2 separate regions of the Homo sapiens genome follow, and region 1 is linked to region 2. A link is an interaction called in ENCODE POLR2A ChIA-PET data of the cell type or tissue named here. Cell type or tissue: B cell. All regions are shown on one strand. Region 1 overlaps SNX8 (sorting nexin 8). Region 2 overlaps MAD1L1 (mitotic arrest deficient 1 like 1).

Evidence for each region. Peaks named below come from ENCODE experiments on the same cell type or tissue, not always from the same donor. Only the 100,000 strongest peaks of a DNase experiment are listed, where the experiment ranks them.
Region 1: POLR2A ChIA-PET joins it to region 2 with 7 read pairs; 9 of 35 experiments call an interaction of 5 or more read pairs at or near these places.

Annotation. Positions count from the first base shown.
Region 1 is chr7:2,277,393-2,281,392 of GRCh38, forward strand. It overlaps SNX8 (sorting nexin 8), which reads right to left. Exons shown (of 11, transcript NM_013321.4): 2 at 708-913. Among named protein-coding and RNA genes, the nearest start is that of MIR6836, 22 kb to the left of the region's middle. In B cell, no CTCF peak of the experiment used is centred here; no DNase peak of the experiment used is centred here; H3K27ac peaks cover 794 bases.
Region 2 is chr7:2,221,241-2,225,240 of GRCh38, forward strand. MAD1L1 (mitotic arrest deficient 1 like 1) reads right to left here. Exons shown (of 19, transcript NM_001013836.2): 5 at 1,335-1,514. Among named protein-coding and RNA genes, the nearest start is that of MAD1L1, 9.7 kb to the right of the region's middle. In B cell, no CTCF peak of the experiment used is centred here; no DNase peak of the experiment used is centred here.

The DNA.
Region 1 (4,000 bases), 56 kb after region 2:
CCGGAGTCGATGGGGCTGACATTCTAATCCTCGGGGGTTTCCCACTATTACAAAGCGAGGCTGGTGTGGATCCCGCTTTGTGCTCTGTGGACCGTCCGCGGGAGATTCCTAAGAAACAGGCCTCCAGGCCGGGCGCGGTGGCTCACGCCAGTAATCCCAGCACTTTGGGAGGCCGAGGCGGGTGGATCATAAGGTCAGGAGATCAAGACCACCCTGGCTAACATGGTGAAACCCTGTCTCTACTAAAAAAAAAAATACAAAAAAATTTGCCAGGCGTGGTGGCGGGCACCTGTCATCCCAGCTACTTGGGAGGCTGAGGCAGGAGAATCGCTTGAACCCGGGAGGCAGAGTTTGCAGTGAGCCGAGATCATGCCACTGCACTCCAGCCTGGGCGACAGAGCAAGACTCCACATCGGGGAAAAAAAAAAAAGAAACAGGACTCCAGAGCACAGTGGTGGGGAGGACAAACTGGACCAGGGGTGACCAGGTGGGGACGTGGCTGGGCCAGAGTGAGGTGCGGGGAGCAGAGGTGTGGAAAAGTCACCTCCGCAGCCTGACTCTGCTGCGAGTTCTGGATCTTGCCTGTAAGCCAGCCACACAGACTCACCCTTCAGCCTTCTCCTGTCACACCACTCCTGCCCTGAGATGTTGAGACGTGACCCTTTCTTCCCCCTCCTGCCCCGACACACACACAATTTGCCAGTTACCTGGCTGGAAACCTCATACTCCACATGCTTCAGGAAGAGGCCCTTCTTCTCCGGAATGAGCTCCACCTGCACGGTGTCCCTGGCCAGCAGCTCCTGCAGGGTGTGGGACAGCAGCAGCGGGTTCCCCTGCGGCATCTGCATTCGACTGGGGGCTGGGACCTGCTGCACGATGGCCTGGGGCTCGATGGCCTGGGGTGTCGGCAGATCTGCAGGGGAGATGGTGAATGACCAGTGAGAATAGCTGCTCAAAAGCTGGAGCCTTGGCTGGGCACAGTGGCGCAGCCCTGTAATCCCAGCACTTTGGGAGGCCCAGGAGGGAGTATCACTTGAGCCCTGGAGTTCAAGACCAGCCTAGGTAATATGGTGAGACCCCATCTGTACAAAAAATAAAATAAATTGAAAAGTGCAGCCTCCCTCTGCTGTGTGCTAGCTCAGCACATGGACTCTGGCCACGTCATGCAACAGGTCCCATCGTCAGCCAGCCACACTCACTCACTCACACTACGGAGTCGACGCCGGACTCACTCACACTACGGAGTCGAAGCCGGACTCACACTACGGAGTCGACGCCGGACTCACTCACACTACGGAGTCGACGCCGGACTCACTCACACTACGGAGTCGAAGCCGGACTCACTCACACTACGGAGTCGAAGCCGGACTCACTCACACTACGGAGTCGACGCCGGACTCACTCACACTACGGAGTCGACGCCGGACTCACACTACGGAGTCGACGCCGGACTCACTCACACTACGGAGTCGACGCCGGACTCACTCACACTACGGAGTCGAAGCCGGACTCACTCACACTACGGAGTCGACGCCGGACTCACTCACACTACGGAGTCGACGCCGGACTCACTCACACTACGGAGTCGACGCCGGACTCACACTACGGAGTCGACGCCGGACTCACTCACACTACGGAGTCGAAGCCGGACTCACTCACACTACGGAGTCGACGCCGGACTCACTCACACTACGGAGTCGAAGCCGGACTCACTCACACTACGGAGTCGACGCCGGACTCACTCACACTACGGAGTCGAAGCCGGACTCACTCACACTACGGAGTCGACGCCGGACTCACTCACACTACGGAGTCGACGCCGGACTCACTCACACTACGGAGTCGACGCCGGACTCACTCACACTACGGAGTCGAAGCCGGACTCACTCACACTACGGAGTCGAAGCCGGACTCACTCACACTACGGAGTCGACGCTGGACTCACTCACACTACGGAGTCGACGCTGGACTCACTCACACTACACCCACTCATGCTACGGAGTCAACGCTGGACCCACTCACTCATGCTACAGAGTCGACGCTGCGGGCACGTCCTTTTGTTCAAAAAAATCATGGTGGTCAGGCACCATGGCTCACGCCTGTAATCCTGGGACTTGGGGAGACCGAGGCAAGAGGATCGCTTGAGCTCAGGAGTTCAAGACCACCCTGGGCAAGATGGCAAAACCCCATCGCTACAAAAAATACAAAATTAGCCATGCGTGGTGGCTCACTGGCTAATTTTGCAGTCCCAGCTACTCGGGAGGTGAGAGGATCACCTGAGTCCGGGAAGGCGGAGGCTGCAGTGAGCCATGATTGCACCACTGCATTCTAGCCTAGGCAACAGAGTGAGACCCTGTCTCAAAAAAAAAGAAAAAAAAAAAAAAAAAACTCTTCCCTGGAAGGCTTCCACCTGCTCACGAATCAGCAAGTACACCCACATTTCTGTGACTACATCAAATCAGTCTTAACCTTGGGGAAGGAAAACAAAGTGAAATATGTACAAGTTTTGTGTGAAAAAGAATCTTCCTTTTCTCTAGAGCCAAGAGAACAGGCTCAAACCAAATAAACTAGCCATACGATCTTCTAAATGCCCCAGTGTGTTCACAGTGAACACATTACTTTCATATGCCAAAAAGTCATCTGGACAGACAGGAGGGAGGGGAGAGAAGAAGGGAGGAAAGAAAGAGAAAAAACTCCAGGCCTGCTTATAGCTAGGACTCCCAACCACATGCACGGAAGAATTAAGCCAGAAAACTCCAGCTGCCTTACAGACAAGAAGTCACCGTGCACCCTGCACAAAGCAGCAAAAGCAAATCAGAGATCCTACGCCCAGCTTGCAAAGAAAAAACCAAAACAAGGAATAATGTTTAAAAAGTCAGTTTGGTTTTTAATACAAAGTGAGTTCTAAATAGAAAAAAAAGTGTTTCTCATTTTTTTTGTTTTTTACATGTTAGCGCACACCTGTAATCCCAGCTACTCAGGAGGTTGAGGCAGGAAAATTATCACTTAAACTCAGGAAGCGGAGGTTGTGGTGAGCCCAGATCACGCCACTGCACTCCAGCCTGGGCAACAGAGACTCTGTCTCAAAAAAAAAAAAAAGTTTAAAATAAGTGTTCTCTATTAAGCATGTATTAATTTTTATGATTTTCCTGATTATTAAGATAAGATAATCTTCCAAGAAAGAATGTAAACTCAGTAATGATTACCAAGTGGTCACATGTTGGTGAAGAATTTGAACTTTGATTGCATGAGAATCTGAAAGAGCTCAAAAAACACATTTTAAATCAAAGACACTTCTTTAACTCTCGATTGTCTCAAACATCTCAATAACTTCTATGTACAAGTTCCAATCATTAGAAAGCTATGCTTTCAAATATCAATTTACTAAACTAGAATGCCCTTTTTTTTTTTTTTTTGAGAGACAGAGTCTCGCTCTGTTGCCCAGGCTGGAGTGCAATGGCACAATCTTGGCTCACTGCAACCTCCACCTCCCGGGTTCAAGCAATTCTGCTGCCTCAGCCTCCAGAGTAAGTGGGATGACAGGCGTGCACCAATATGCCCAGCTAATTTTTGTATTTTTAGTAGAAACAGGGTTTTACCATGTTGGCCAGACTGGTCTCAAACTCCTGACCTCAAATGATCCACCCACCTCAGCCTCCCAAAGTGCTGGGATTACAGGCATGAGACACCGCGCCCGGCCAGATGCCCATATTTGCAAAATAAATTTTAATTAAGAAAAAGAAAGAAAAAGACCAGGTACTATGGCTAGCACCTACAATCCCAGCACTTTGGGAGGCTGAGGCAAGAGGATCACTTGAGCCCAGGAGTTAAAGACCAGCCTGGGCAACATAATAAGATGCCATCTCTACAAAAAATAAAATTACGGGCATGTTGGCGCAACCTGTAGTCCCAGCTACTCAGGAGGCTGAGGCAGGAGGATTGCTTGAGCCCAAGAGTTCACGGCTGCGGTATGCCAAGATTGGGCCACTGCACTCCAGCC
Region 2 (4,000 bases):
TGGAACCACAGGTGCCCGCAGGCAGCGGGGACAGCCCCCGGCCCAACTCCAGTACAGCCCAGCACATGGGAACTGGAACCCAGAGCATGGGCAAGGCAAGAGCAGCTTCTCGGGAGCCAATCACGCCTCCTCTCCTGCCAACGTTCCCTCCAGAAGCAGATAGGGGAACAGCCTGAACACGCCTCCCCAGCACGGCCACAGGAAGGACCCGCGGCCAGTTTCTGGACCCCTCCAGGACCCCCGCTGCACGCCCACCCCACCCCTACCACGCCTCCACCCCCACACCAGCAGATTTTCATGTTTCCTCTTGGCACCAGCGATCTTGATCGCCACAGACAAAGGACAGGAGAGGTCAGAAGATTCCAATTTCCACCAGTGCCCATGTCTGGGCTGTTTCTAAAATGCAAGCAACCTTCACCAGGACTGCAGTTCACACAGGCTCCAGTTCAGAGGCAATTATCCGACGCCATCAGATGCCTGTAGACCTTGCAGACAGTCAAAGATATGCAAATCCAGACGTGCCTCCTTAAGCCTCCTGACAAAACAACAGCTATTTCCAGAAAAGACCACCATCCACGACAGGGAAGGCTACGGGGAAATTGGAGCCCTCAGCCAGGCCTCTGAGCACAACGGCTGCAGAGACCGCCATCGCTAGGGACCTTATAACCCAGTCCTAGGGGTCTGTCCAAAGTCAACAGAAGCGAGGGCTGAGGGAAGGGCTACCTGTCGCATACATACATGAGCGAACACAAACACACTAAACGTCCACAAACAACAAAAAACAGATTCATCATCCATTTAAATTCATAATTACAAAGGCAAAAAAGTGCTTAACTTTTTTTTTTTTTTTTGAGACAGAGTCTTGCTGTGTTGCCCAGGCTGGAGTGCAATGGTGTGATCTGAGCTCACTGCAACCTCCACCTCCTGGGTTCAAGCGATTCTCCTGCCTCAGCCTCCCGAGTCCCACAGGCTGGGACTACAGGTGCGCACCACCACGCATGGCTAATTTTTGTATTTTTAGTAGAGATGGGGTTTCACCATGTTGGTCAGGCTGGTCTCCAACTCCCAACCTCAGATGATACACCCACCTCGGCCTCCCAAAGTGCTGGGATTACAGGCGTGAGCCACCGCGCCCGGCCCAAAGTCTCAACTTTTTAACTGAAAACTACAGAATGGAAAATTAATACTTCTACTGATGACAACTATGTACAAAACGCAGCTGCCCGTGTGGGAAGCACAAGTGAAAACACAAGCGGGCACTGCAGTGGCAAACAAGAGCATGCACTCCCTCTCCTCGGGAAAACAGCTCCCTGCGCAGCAGAGGCCCCGCTCACCTCGCCAGCCTGGGCCAGACTGTCCTCTTTCTCACGCAGCCTCTTGCTGGCAGCATCCAAGTTCTGCTGACACTGCCTGTTGCGCTCCAGCTGCTCCTGCATCTTCTCCTCCGCCCCGGCCTCCCGCTCCTGAAGCTGCCGGATGCGCGTCAGGAGCTCCTGGTTGCGGTCGACCTCACGCTGTTAAGAGAGCAAGAGTCAGATGCCACGTGCCGCCCACGGGAGGGTCAGCGGGGAGCCCTCACCCCCACACCTCTCTCAGAACATGCCGAGGCACAAAAAAGAGCCGAGCAGGACCCATGAGCCAAGTCATAGGCAGAACCAGGACGGGACCTGGGACCCAGCCCCAGCGTTGGCACCCCCGCTGTGGCACCATGACGGTGAGCACTGTGCGAGGTCAGGGCTCCCAGGAAGGGCACTTGGCACAGATCACACACACATTTATCACACCGTCTGCTCAGCAGTTGCCTCTGCAGGGAGAGGGGGCATGGGAAATCTAAAATTCAGCATTGACCTTGGGGAGAAGCTGAGCTTTCATAGCACCAGCAAATCCTGTCTAATTACGCTCTGTCCGGCACTGAAAGGAGCTGGCACTCCCCCAGCGAGCAGACAACAGGGGCAGAGACAGGCAGCGTGGACAGGAGGCTGTGGGCAGAAGCAGTTTACACTGGGCTCAAATCTGCCACACATGCACCCCCTCTCACACAAACCACAAACCTCCAGACCCACCCCCCACGACTGGCCTTAGGGAGGCCGCGTGGCTCTCACTGGTTGGGATGGGACATGACCAAGCACCACGCTCAGACCTCCTGACTCTAATGACCCGCAGGCCCTCCAGAGTTCACTGCCAGGTACCGGCGTCCCAGGAGGTGAAGGCGGTGAGTCCTGGTGGAGCCCGGCACTCCGGGACCCTCTCACCCTGCCTTCCTCGGGAAGCACCAAGCACTCCCGGAGCCCCGGGTGGAGTACGAGCTTGTGCTGTCCTCATCCAGGGTACTCCAGCCCAAAACCCAGGAGAGCTGTGACAGAGGTGGCCGCCTTCTGAGAGAGGCTGACCCGCGCACCTCGGAGGGACTCCAGCCCTTGTGAGCTGCAAGGGCTGCCTCACAACAACCAAGAGACCCTTCTGTGATGCAGGACAAGAACTGGGGTTGGCACGGGGCTCCGCTCAGCACCATCACAGCCAGATGCGGCACCGGGCCTGGAACTGCCAGTCCCAGCGCAGACAGGGCAGCCAGCAGGTCTTTGGACTTCAGACACTTAAGTCTCGCCCCTAATAGGTATTTCCAGGTGGAACTCCAAGGAACAATTGGAAAACTACTGGTTCTGACTGTTCCTGGGGTCCCATGCAGCTGTGTCTGCGGGCAAGGAAGGACAGTCCTGTTAGAAGGTGGCTGGAGCTCAGCAGGGAGCCCCAGGTGTAAGCCCAGTCACCTGCATCCTTGGATTTCCCCAAGACAGGGTTCCCGGAGACCCTACAATGACCCCTCCCTCAATCCAACATTTGTGAGCACCCATAAAATGCCATAAGCTGTGCCACACAATGGAGATCCTGGGCAGAGTCGGGTGGGCCCTGCCCTCAGGGACTCTCGGCCTAGAGGAACTCCAACAGCTGCACACTGTCCCTCCTGCCTGACAGCCACAGCCATACCATCAGCATGCTGCCTCCAGACCAATGACCTGGTGGCTCCTCTCCACCCCTAACAAGGGAATCTCAGTAGTTAGGGAGACTCCTGTGGACTCTCCCTCCCCTTCCCACCAATTCCTCCAGTACTGTCCCTCCTAGGACCCACCCAGGCCATGAGCAAACGCCCCACCTCTCAGGGAAAACAGCTCTCAAAGCAGCAACGGAGCCAACCCTGAGGCAGTGGCCCCCACCCCAGCGGTGCCTCAGTCTCACTGAGCCCACACAACGCACACCGCAGTCAGGATCTGCAGGCCAGGGGCAAGCAATCCAACCAGCATCACACCCCGGAAGACGTGAGCTATTTTTCTAGGGCCCAGGAGAGTGTGTGAATACACCGCATGATGTCAGGGCGGGGCTGGACATCCACCCGCCAAGAGAGGGCACGGAGGCCAGGGAGACTTTCCGCCCAATACTCTGCCTGAACCTTGGCAGCATTTCCACAACTGATCAGCACTGACTGAAACCCTGGCAAAGTGCTGTTAATCAGAGCAGAGGGGATCCGCGCACTCAGTGGAAACCTAATTCCCTCCCCAAGGACAGGGTGTTTTCCCTGCTGCCCTGGGGAGCCAGGAGCAACACAGAGCCGCCATTGAGACCGGCACCCTTTGCTAGGGCCCTCCAACCCCAAGACCCAGCATGGACCCGAGACCCTGATCCACCCCATGACCTCCTAAGCCTGTCACTCCTACACCACTTGGCATTTCTGCCAGACCTGCATTCCAATTCTTCCAGAGGGAAGAGGAAACCAGGAGACCCAGCAAAAGAATCTGTGCCAGCACCGCAGCCTCAATGAACAGACACAGCAAGTGTTCCCATTTCATGCCACCCTCCTCTAGGACATCAAGCATAACTGATACCTGCCCCACAGCATGAGTGGCCTCAGAAGGAATGTCCTGGCAACCATGACACAGGGCGTGTCAGGCTTCCAGCCAGCTGGGTTCTCATTTCCTACGGCCTGGCAGGTACCGTGCACAGCCCC